2 separate regions of the Homo sapiens genome follow, and region 2 is linked to region 1. A link is a contact called in ENCODE Hi-C or POLR2A ChIA-PET data. All regions are on one chromosome and are shown on one strand. Each heading gives the region's core, a stretch centred on a gene start or an enhancer-like site at or near the end of the contact. The rest is flanking DNA. Distances are from core to core; before and after follow the strand shown.

The links. Hi-C counts contacts between places; a loop is a spot of excess contacts on that map. ChIA-PET counts read pairs that join two places held with the same protein, here RNA polymerase II (POLR2A).
Region 2: a loop to region 1 is called in a map of heart left ventricle, with 1.9 times the contacts of the local background. The contact joins two enhancer-like sites. A Hi-C loop is called at or near these places in 3 of 168 maps with a recorded cell type or tissue (cardiac septum, heart left ventricle and vagina). POLR2A ChIA-PET finds 5 or more read pairs at or near these places in 3 of 52 experiments (HepG2, PC-9 and activated naive CD4-positive, alpha-beta T cell).

What each region holds. Positions count from the first base shown.
Region 1 is chr13:23,651,343-23,657,064 of GRCh38, forward strand. All of the region lies in intron 5 of TNFRSF19 (TNF receptor superfamily member 19), which reads left to right. Among named protein-coding and RNA genes, the nearest start is that of TNFRSF19, 84 kb to the left of the region's middle. RefSeq lists enhancers at 2,572-3,073, 3,314-3,453. Within about 2 kb of position 2,894, at least 5 of the 41 ENCODE cell types and tissues checked have a DNase peak (open chromatin) inside an H3K27ac peak, as active enhancers do.
Region 2 is chr13:23,693,536-23,699,257 of GRCh38, forward strand. No RefSeq gene overlaps it. Among named protein-coding and RNA genes, the nearest start is that of TNFRSF19, 130 kb to the left of the region's middle. RefSeq lists an enhancer at 2,209-2,782. Within about 2 kb of position 2,441, at least 6 of the 41 ENCODE cell types and tissues checked have a DNase peak (open chromatin) inside an H3K27ac peak, as active enhancers do.

The sequences.
Region 1 (5,722 bases), core at 1,644-4,143:
ATTGCTAATTGCTAATTGAATTGCATGTGTCAAAACATAGTCACCAATAAGTAAAAATGCTTGCATTTCCAATTATGTTGGAGTTGCCAGAGTGATATGTTATACAGAAGGAAACCAGATGTGTTATTTTCATGTGCTAAACTCTCTAATGAAAACATAAGGCGTTAATGAAATCTCAAAGGTGGAAGCCCAGACAGAAAGCATAATTAGTTCATTTACAACTTGATCTTCCCTACTACATTTATTTAATGCTCATTTTATGATACCACATAGAGCTTTAAAATAACACATAAAATGAAGTTTATAAGCCATATGTTGTTTTTTACTGCAATAAAATTCAATAGCCTCCTTAATCTAGGGTTTAGATAAAACAGGTTGGATTTGTAAAGTCATGCTTGTGTTTTAAATTAGGTCAAGCTATATTGTATGTGTTAGCTGATTAACTAGAATATACTGGTCTATACAGAATCTGAACCAGTAATCCTTCACACTATAGTCTTTTTTTTTTTTTTTTTTTTTACTCTAAATGGTTGGAAAGAACATAACATGCTAAAAAAAAAAAAAAAAAAAAAAAGCATAAGTTTTAAGAGTCAAACTAACCTGAGCTCAGATCTAGATCCAGCCACCTAATGGTTGTTTGGCATTAAAAAGTATGTACAGATACATATCAACTTCTCCATCTATGAGATCCTTTCTGCACAGGGTTATTACAGCGCCCAGAAAGTGGGTATGTAGGGGCTGGCCCCTGCACTTGTGGTTATATGGTAGCTGTGATGGTGTTGATGATAATTCAGCTAACTTTTGTACAAAAGACAAATATAGGTTCCTGTGGTTAACTGCTCTCTAGGCACTCACTGTTTTCTCCATACCTCTGTCTACTGTTGGGAGTAAGTAAAAATGTCAGATTAATACGACTAATTTGGTAAAATGATGTGAATGCTTAACTGTCCCCATTATCCAGCTCACCTGATAGTTCCTGAAATTGGTACCAAAGCACTTGTGTTGGAAGAAGTGGTTCACCTCCTGAAGGTCTTCCCGTTTTCTTCTTTGGGCATTCATTATAAATCAGTCATCATTTTATATAGATTGTTAACTAAGATTACATTTGGCATATAATAAGATCCTTCTGTGATGACTCCATGAAGCGCTACTTAAAATGGACTAGAGAAGGCTAAGTTTTTGTTTGATATTCATTCCAAGGATGTGGTCAATGGTCTACATGGATTCTCTATTGATATATATCTGAGCCACCCTTGCTCTCTCATGCATGGCCTGATTAATTGCAAAAACTAAGTGCATGCAAACAAAACTGTTCTTTGCTCCAGCTGTTTCCATCTGCATTGTCATTAGCGACATAGCCCAAGGTGGAAGGTTATTAGACAACCAATGAACACATCATTGGCATAATCTCATCTTATTGATTGGACAAGTCCCCATTAAGTCATCTTTCTGGAATACTTGGGATTTTTCCTTTTATTTCATAGACATTCATTCATTCCGTCATTTAACACATATTTATCAGGCACCAGCTGTGTGCCAGGAACCCTTATAGATGTTAAAAATACAAGCAAAACTCCCTGTCCTTTCTGTGGGAGATGTAATTGGCTAGGATAAATACTAAGCTGCTGTAACAAAGAGACCCAGAAATATCGTGGCCTAAGTAAGATAGAAGTTTCTCTGTCTCGTATTTAGCAGTTCAGCCTGGGAAAGCAGCTCTGCGTCAGGATGTCTCAGAGCCCAGCTTCCTGCCCCCTGTGCTAAGCCAGCCTTAGACATCTGCTTCCCACAGAGGATCAAGGCTTGGCTGCTGCATTCACCTCCCAGCTCACAGTGAGGGGCAAGTCTAGGTCAAGCAATGGCTCCCTAAGTGAAGCTGACCCACACATAACCCACACCCCTTCTGCCCACTTTCGTCCCCACTGACTCTAACCTGGATATGGTCAGGCTCAGCTGCAGTGTGGCTTCTTGCTGGACCTAGCTTAACGACGAGCCTGGTGGGTGTGTTTGAGAAGCAGGGTGGGATCTCCAACTCCTACCTTGGGAGAGAATGACAGTGAACCAAACAAGTAAAGTATACAAAATGTCAGATGATCGTCAGTGCTGTGAAGGAAGAGAAAGCAGGGCAGTGGGTAGGAAGTGCTGGGGAGAAACTGCAATTGTAAATAGATTGGTGGGAAGCCTCACTGAGGTGGTGACATTGCGGAAGGACTCCAGCAGCTGAGGTGCAGTCCTTGCGGCAGTCTAGGGGAGCATTGTGGACAGAGGCACTGACAGGTGAGGAAGATCTGTGGGAGGGGCAGGGAGTGTGTTGAGGGATTTGCTTGTAGTTGGGGGCACGTGCTTTGGACATGGTGAGTTGAGATGCATCTTTATCCATGTGGAGGTGCCAAGTAGGCTGTGAGATGCATGACTCTGAAGTTCAAGAGAGCAGATCAGACTGGAAAGAAAATTTCAGAGTAGTGAAATCAAGTATCCTACTTCATCTTTCATGTAAATGCCATGCTCATTTCTGCAGGGAGAGCACAGCCAGGCCACAGTGGCCATGGGACTTTCTGGGCAGCAGATCTATTGGAGTGTGCCTGGCAGCTGGTTCTGCAGGAGCTCACCTGCCCTAATAGAATGTTCAGGCCCTTCTGCCTCAGTGGGTCTTGGTGTCTGCGTGAGGAGCTTGCCCAGGGAGGAAACTGAGATTAAGAGCTGTGAAAAAAAGTCTTGTTTGTGGCCAGGGTGGAAAGTGGCAAGAGCCAGGTTTTGGACAACAGTTCCCTTCCTCCCAAGCAGCCCCGCCTGAATGGGGCCCTTTGTTAGGAAAATTCTCCAGGAAGAAGGATGTTTTGTTGAGCAGGTTTTTAAACATTGCATAGTAGGAAGTTGGAGAGGTTAAGCAAGTAGGGAGTAGCAGTAGAAGGCAGAGGAGGGAGCCTGGCAAGCCCAGGCGGAGTCCAGCTGTGACTGCCTGTGCACATCCTTTCCCATTTCCCTCCCTACTTGGGCCCTTTCCAGATGCAGTCACCTCCACAGAATGCCCCCCGCCCCTGCCCCAGGACACCCAGACGTTGCTCAGCATGCTTACTGCCCCCACGTCTGATCACAGTGGCCCGTCATGCAGACACCAAGACCAATGGGAAGGCGGAGGACCCCGAACATCTCTGTGGGCAGGTGAACTCCTGCGGAACCAGCTGCCATGCACACTGGGGCAGCTCTGCAGTCTGGAAAGCCCTGTGACTGCTCTGTGGCCTGGCTGAGTTCTCCCCACAGAAATGAGCAGGGCCCTTACATAAACAAACATGAGCTGTACTTTGGTTATCATTACCCAACAGAATGTTTTGATCTCAGAAGCTACCTGCATCTGTGGAGCAGTGCGGTCTACTAGAGGGGCTCAGAAGGCCTGAATCCAGTTTTCAAGCTGCCTCTGCTTTGCTGTGTAACCTTGAGCATGTGACTCAAGGTCTTGATTTTCTTGGGTATCAAATGAAGCTCATCAATGAACGCTCACCACTTTACCTAGTGAGGAGGGTGAGGCACTGAAGGTGTGTTAGAAGCTGTGTCTACAGAAGCTAGTGTCCATGTTTTAGCCACCTCTGTGGCTTGCAAATAGGTTCCTCATTTGCAGCATCTGAGAAGTTGCTCTTGCCTTTGTCCAGTGTGACAAGTCTCTCCAATAGATGTGTTTCAAGGCTTTCCAGCTATGCTTGAAGCTCTTTAGGGGATGCAATGTGGGGAGAGGATATGGATTTCTGCACCTTGGTCTACTCCAAAGAAGTTCAGATGGGACTTTATAAAAACACTTGGCAGATTTTGCTGGAGACCTCCATTTCCTTTTCTTCTATTCAGATTTTCCTCAAACTTTTTTAATGCCTTGTAGGATGTCGTACTCGTAATAGACACTCAGGACATAATTGTTCAGTTGAGTTGAACTCCTAAGGAGATGCATAATATAAAAGTGAACCCATGTAATGTAGGTAAAATTTAAGCTGAAAGAAAACAATCCTTGCTCTGAAGTAAATTGCTAAAGGGTAGTGCTAACATTATGGTGGAATTTAATAACTTAATTGGTTAGAGTAAGAAATATTTTGTATTCCAGAAAAGTTAAAAACTTTCCAAGGCATGTGGACCTTCCTATTTCCACTTCTTCAGAAGTACTTTCGGAATCCTAATAAGATACGGGCAGAATTCCTGGCTGGCATTCAGTCTGCTTAGTGAACTAGAATGGGGCATTTAGTCAAGGCATGTGAGTGGAAAGAATCTTTCATCTCAGTATCATTGCCACAGGTTAGCAAAACAATACCTTTTCCTTTAGCGTAGATAAGTTCTTTTCTTAGGAATTATCAGCAATATCTCAATTAACAAAAACTTTATAGAGTGGAAGCCACTTTATATAGCTAGTATAAATCTGCCCCCCCCCCTTATTTTTGGTTTTGTTTTGTTTTTGTTTTTGTTTTTGTTTTTTGCTGCTCAAGTCATAAAGAATTATAAGAAAATAGTTTTTTTACTAGAAACTAAAAAGAATTAGTTTCTAGAGCTGTTCTAAAATCAAATGATATTCAGTTCAATCTCCTATTTATGTCTGCATTGCTATATGTGACAAAGCTAAAAATGATGAACTAAAAATGACGAACCCATTTCCTAGAAAAAAAGAATGTTTGCTCTGAGTGTTACCATAAACTCATACATATAAACAAGAATCAAGAAGGCAGTTTCCAGAGCCCTACTTCCCATGAGCACTCTCTGAGGGTGTTTGGATCAATAAGATGCCTGTTGTTATATAGGTGTCAAAAATCAAGAAGTAAAACTTGTATATTTTTCTTGTTCATCTTTAGATGTCACTGCCTGGGGAAATGTGTGGAGAAGGGGCATATTGGATGTACTTTTCCTTTAAAATTGATATTACTGTGGCAACTATATATCATTGACATTACAGTATTGTGCCCTATAGTATTAGATATGTGTTAACAAGACACGTTTAGAGAACATAAATCCTGAGTTACAAACCACCAAATTAAGAAGAAAATCTCCACTTTTGGGACATTTTAACCTATCTGTAAGTTAGAGACAGTTCCTTTTATATTAAGGAAAATAAGTTGACGAATGTATTATAGAAGGATTTTAAACAATAAGAACTTAAAGGACTCTAATTATGATACTACTTTAACCCAAAATCCCTATTCTTACCAGGATTTTTCTGAATATCCAGTTTTGTGTCAATTGATGAGCTTAATGGTTACAACAGTTGAGAACTTTGAAGTCCTCCACTCAAATCATGTATTAAGCTTCATTTTTACGACAGCTATTGCCAAAACCCCATATTGTGTAGGGCTGGGTTATTTGAGCAAAAATTTAAGCTAAGGAGACTCTTCTCCCTCTGAAGTGAACGCCTTCCTCACCAATGTAAATGACAGCTTCCCACAGCTTCACCATTTGGTCCAGATGGATAATGCTTTCATTTCCAAGTCACTTCCCCTTCTCTGTGGCTGCTATTTCAACTTGCGTGGGATGCAAGTTCCTCTCCAGTTATGCATTTTCAGTGTTTGCACAGCTGTGCTTGTGCTCATATGGCCTTTTGTGACTCTGTCCAGTGATAGAGGCTGTTTCAGATTAGATTTAATCTCTATCAGGTCAGGGTTGTAATTTTTTTTAGCTTGCTGTATAATGAACATTTAGTGTGTGCCGTTTGCTTATTATAGTGTTCTATAGAGTTAGAAGTGATGAAATATATTTTGTG
Region 2 (5,722 bases), core at 1,191-3,690, 42 kb after region 1:
CCCTCAGGGCTGCTGCTTGCCCATTTTTATGGTTATTTCTTGATTATATGCTAAACAAGAGGTGGATTATTTATGCCTCCCCTTTTTAGGCCATATGGGGTAACTTCCTGACCTTGCAATGGCATTTGTAAACTCTCATGGCGCTGGCGTGAGTGTAGCAGTGAGGATGACCAGAGGTCACTCTTGTCGCCATCTTGGTTTTGGTGGGTTTTAGCTGGCTTCTTTACTGCAAGCTGTTTTTATCAGGAAGGTTCTTATGACCTGTATCTTGTACTGACCTCCTAGGTCATTCTGTGACTTAGAATGCCTTAACTGTCTGGGAATGCAGCCCAGTAGATCTCGGCCTCATTTTACCCAGCCCCTATTCAAGATGAAGTTGCTCTGGTTCAAACACCTCTGATATTTGCACAACAGACAAAGAATATAACATAGAGTGCAGACACCGGCCATCCATACATGAAAGTGTGACATGTGACAGGCAGCACCGCAGGTCAGTGGACCTTGGGACAGTTGGTTTCTATGTGAACATTTTAAATAAACTTGGAGTTCTAGCTCACACCATGCACAAAAATAAATTCCCTGTGAATTAAAGATCTAAATGTTCAAAGCAAAGCTTGAAACTTTTAGAATAAAATAGAGGAGAGTATCTTTTTTGGCCTTGGGTAGAGAAAGCTTTCTTTAATTTGACTTTAAAAATATAAACTGCTTATGAACAGTTTATAAGAAATGAACATATTTGACTACATTCAAATTTAATACTTGTCTATCAAAAGAGTCACCATGTATCAATTAATAAGTTAAGCCACAAACAGGGAGAAGATATTTACAAAGGACATAACCAAAAAAGGATTGGTATCATTATTGATGAGAAAAAGAAAAAAGAAGCTACTGAGATGGTGGATAGATTTAGTTGCCAAGAAAAGGTAGGGTAAAGGGTTGAGGGTTGAGGTGGGGAGTGGCTGAAATTGTAATGTTTTTATTTAAAAAAACCTCTAAAACAACTATGGAAAAATGTTACTATCTATTTCATCTCAGGTGTGATTTTATAGGTATCTGTTTCCCATATCTTTAATGTGTGTGTATATATATATATATATATACACATTTTGTTTTGTTTTGTTTTGTTTTTTTGAGACGGAGTCTTGCTCTGTCGCCCAGGCTGGAGTGCAGTGGCGCGATCTCGGCTCACTGCAAGCTCCGCCTCCCGGGTTCACGCCATTCTCCTGCCTCAGCCTCCCGAGTAGCTGGGACTACAGGCGCCCGCCACCATGCCCGGCTAATTTTTTGTATTTTTAATAGAGACGGGGTTTCACCGTGTTAGCCAGGATGGTCTCAATCTCCTGACCTCGTGATCCGCCTGCCTCGGCCTCCCAAAGTGCTGGGATTACAGGCGTGAGCCACCGCGCCCGGCCTTAATGTATATTAAGAGGACATAGGATGTGCCTAACAGGGAAGATGATGAAGGAATGGACATATGACATTGTGCAATTTGGCGGCCCACTTGGGAAGTTGCTGAGCCGGGGTCGGGAGACACTGGCTGGAGGGTAAGGAAAGGGCAGGCCCCTAGGAGGGGCCCCGCCGGCTGAGAACGCACCCCTGGGCCTCCATGCCTACAGGATCGCAGGCCAAGCCTTTTGGAAAGACATGCGCTAATGCTTGCAGGAAATAAAAGGGGTTTGGTGTTTTTGTTTGAGTTTTCATTTGATTGTTGTCGTGGCAGGACCACCTGGGGAGGCATCCAGGGAAAGTCAGCTGGGGACACTCCAGGCTTGGCTCCTGAGCCCCCTCCAGAAAGGCCTGGGCGGGAATTCCTGTGAGCCTTGCCCGCCGGGTCCCCAGCCGGCGGGCGCCCAGGGCCCTCTCCAGGTAGGGGTGTCGGCCTTGGAGCGCCGGCTCAGAGACAGCCAGCACCTCGCCGGCCACAGCCTTCGCCTCGGAAATGGCCCGGATTGCCTAAGGGGGGGCTTTTCCCGGAGACTCCGCGCTCCACACGCCGCGGGCACAAAGGGCCCTGCGGGGCTGCCAGGGTTCGGGAGGGCCCGGAGCCCCTGCGCGCGCGATTAGACTGGGCATTGGGTTTTTTTCTTTTCAGCAGGTGACCCCGGGGCATTCATCCGACACCAGCCATCTTGGCCTGAAGTGGGCAGAGGGAAAATTTCCTCCCTGCTGTGGCTTCTTCGAGGGCTGTCGGCCGATATTCCCGTGAAGTCCCTGCCAGCTGCTGGGCCGCGTCCGCGCCCCTCCCTGCCGCCAGCACCTTCTCCTGCAGAGGCCGCCCCGCCGCGCTGCTTCCTCATTCAAACCCAGAGCCCTCTGGCAAGGCCGCGCCCGCCCGCTCTCGAAGTGCATATCAGCAGCAGGTGCAGGCCTGTGCCCCCACGGGCGCCTGACCGGGGCCTCTGTGCTGCAGAGCGCAATTTAATCCGGATTCAGTCCAGGCCGAGTGCTGACAAACCTGCCTCCCCCGGGGGTTGGGGCGGCTCAGGCTGTGCGGCAGGAAGTGGCATAGGGCCTGTGCTCAGAGCACCTCTGGGCTCTTGCTCGGCCTGCCGTCACCCTCGGAACTCTTAATACTCTTTTGAACAGGAACCCCACATTTTCATTTCAAATGGGGCCCCACCCATCGCGTCATGGGCCCCTCTAGGGCGAGACGCCAGGCCTCCCCGCCAGCGGGCTGGAAGCATCAGGCCTGCCTGCTCGGAGGGAGAGCAGATCTTCATTTGAGTGGGAGATCGGGGGACTACCAGAGAAGGAGGGGCTGGCCGACAGAGTGGCTGGGGTGCACCATGCGCCTCCGCCCAGGGGCGGTGCGGGCTGAGACATTCTTTCCTTCCTACCTCTTGCTCTTCCCTCCCTCAGCCCAGCCTGCCCTTCTCATTTCACAGCGCTCATCGTGCTTACTGGGACGGGGTCTAAACTGATGCTGGACAGCCTGCCCACGGGAGCTCCCTCACACCCCTGCCCAAGGACGGAATTGGGCCCCAAGTCCTCTGGCTTCACTGAGTTTAAAGCATCTCAGTTCACCTTAACTTGAAAATGTGAATGAAACCTTCCTTGGGAACTTACCAGACATTACCTAATCAGAGGAACCAAATGCTTTTCTAAATACAGCAGAAGCACCCGGCAGAGGCATCGGGAAGGCTGGAGAGGCCCCCTGGACTGAAGACCCCACGGCATTGGTAATGCACTGGCCTTGAGGCCCAGGGAATCACAGGAAAGCCAGCCGGTCACTTGTGGTTGGGCTGGGTCCTTCCTGTGCTTTACACACAAAAGATTCCTGATGCCCAGCTCAGGAGGTGGGAGCTGGGAGCAGCAGTGAAAGAAGAAAGGCATGGAAATGGGAACCCTCCACGTTGAGTCATGGGAACACTGGAATCCTCCCTCTTTCTCAGAGCTACAATGCTGCAGAGCATTCTTCCTCAAAAATAAAAAGGCCAGAAGAGAATGGGGTGGATTTTCTGTTTTCATAGCATTGGGGTGGAAAATCCACCCAACTGTATGAGCGTCCGTGGGGGTGGGGGTAGGGTGAGGTGTTCTGGCTGCATAGAGCAAACCTGGGTTGGGACGGACCTGACGGCCACACCTCGCTTTTATTGCGCTTTGCAGATATTGCATGTTTTATAAATTGAAGGTTTGTGGCGACCCTGCATCAAGCAAGTCCATCAGCGCTGTTTTTCCAACAGTATAGGCTCACTTCATGTCTCTGTGTCACATTTTAGTAATTTTTACTATGTTTTAAACTTTTTCATTATTAACATTATATCTGTTTATTTGTTGGTTTGTTTGTTTTTTAGAGACAGAGTCTCAATCTGTGGCCCAGGCTGGAGTCCAGTGGTGTGATTATAGCTTACTGCAGCCTTGAACTCCTGGGCTCAAGCAATCCTCCTACATCAGCGTCCCAGGAGCTGAGACTACAGGTGTGTGCCACCATACCCAGCCAATTTTCCTATCTTTTTGTAGAGATGGGATCTTTCAAGTTTGTCCAGGCTGGAGTGCAATGGTGTAATCATGGCTCACAGTAGCCTCAAACTCCTAGCCTTGATATTATACCTGTTAAGGTGATCAGTAATCTTTGATGTTACTATTGTAACTATTTTGGAGCACCATGAACTAACCCCATATAAGATGGTGAACTTAAGCAATAAATGGTGATATATTAAGCAATAAATGGTGATTTATAAGCAATAAATGGTGATTTATCCTGATTGCTCCATGGACCAGCTATTACCTGTCTCTCTCCCTCTCCTCAGGCCTCCCTATTCCCTGAGACACAACAATATTGAAATTATGCCATTTAATAACCCTGTATTGGCCTTCTAAGTGTTTGAGTGAAAGGAAGAGTTACATGTCTCTCACTTTAAATAAAAAAACTAGAAATGATTAAACTTAGTGAGGAAGGCATGTCAAAAGCTGAAATAGGCCAAAAGCTTGACCTCTTGAGAAACAATTAGCCAAGTTGTGAATGCAAGGGAAAGTTCCTGAAGGAAATTAAAAGTGCTACTCCAGTAAACACACAAATGATAAGAAAGTGAAACAAGCTGATTGCTGATATGGAGAAAGTTTGAGTGGTCCGGATAGAAGATCAAACCAGCCACAGCAGTCCCTTAAGCCAAAGCCTAACCCAGAGCAAAGCTCTAATTCTTTTCAATTCTGTCAAGGCTCAGAGACATGAGAAAGCTGAAGAAGAAAATGTGAAGCTCACAGATGTTGGTTCATGGGATTTAAGGAAAGAGCCTGGCTCTGTTAACACAAAAGTACAAGGTGAGGCAGGGAAAAAGTACTGATGTCGAAGCTGCAGCAAGTTTTCCAGAAGATCTAGCTAAGAGCATTGATGCAGGTGGTTTCATGAAACAACAGATTTTCAATGTAGATAAAAACAGCCTTCTATTGGAAGAAGATGCCAGCTAGGACTTTTTTTTTTTTTTTTTTTTGAGATGCAGTCTCGCTCTGTCACTAGGCTGGAGTGCAGTGGCACGATCTTGGCTCACTGCACCCTCTGCCTCCCGGGTTCAAGCAATTCTCCTGCCTCAGCCTCCCAAATAGCTGGGACTACAGGTGTGCACCGCCATGCCTTGCTAATTTTTTTGTATTTTTAGTAGAGACGGGGTTTCACCATGTTGGCCAGGATGGTCTTGATCTCCTGACTCGTGATCTGCCCGCCTCGGCCTCCCAAAGTGCTGCGATTACAGGCGTGAGCCACCGTGCCCGGCCCCAGCTAGGACTTTCTTAGCTAGAGAGAAGTCAATGCCTGGCTTCAAAGATTCAAAGGACAGGCTGACTCTCTTGTTAGAGGCTTATGAAGCTGGTGACTTTAAGTTGAAACCAATACTCAATTACCGTTCTGAAAATCCTAGGGCCCTTAGGAATTATACCAAATCTGCTCTGCCTGTGTTCTAGAGATGGAAAAACAAAGCCTGAATGACAGCATATATTTTTGCATCATGGTTTACTGAATATGTTAAGCCCACTGCTAAGACCTATTGCTCAGAATGAAAGATTCCTTTCAAATTACTACTGCTCACTGACAATGCACCTGATCACCCAAGAGCTCTGATGGAGGTGTACAAGGAGATGAATGTTGTTTCCTGCCTGCTAACACGGCACCCATTCTGCAGCTCATGAATCAAGGAATAATTTTGACTTTCAAGTCTTATTACTTAAGAAATACATTTTGTAAGGCCATAGCTTCCATAGGCAGTGATTCCTCTGACGGATCTGAGCA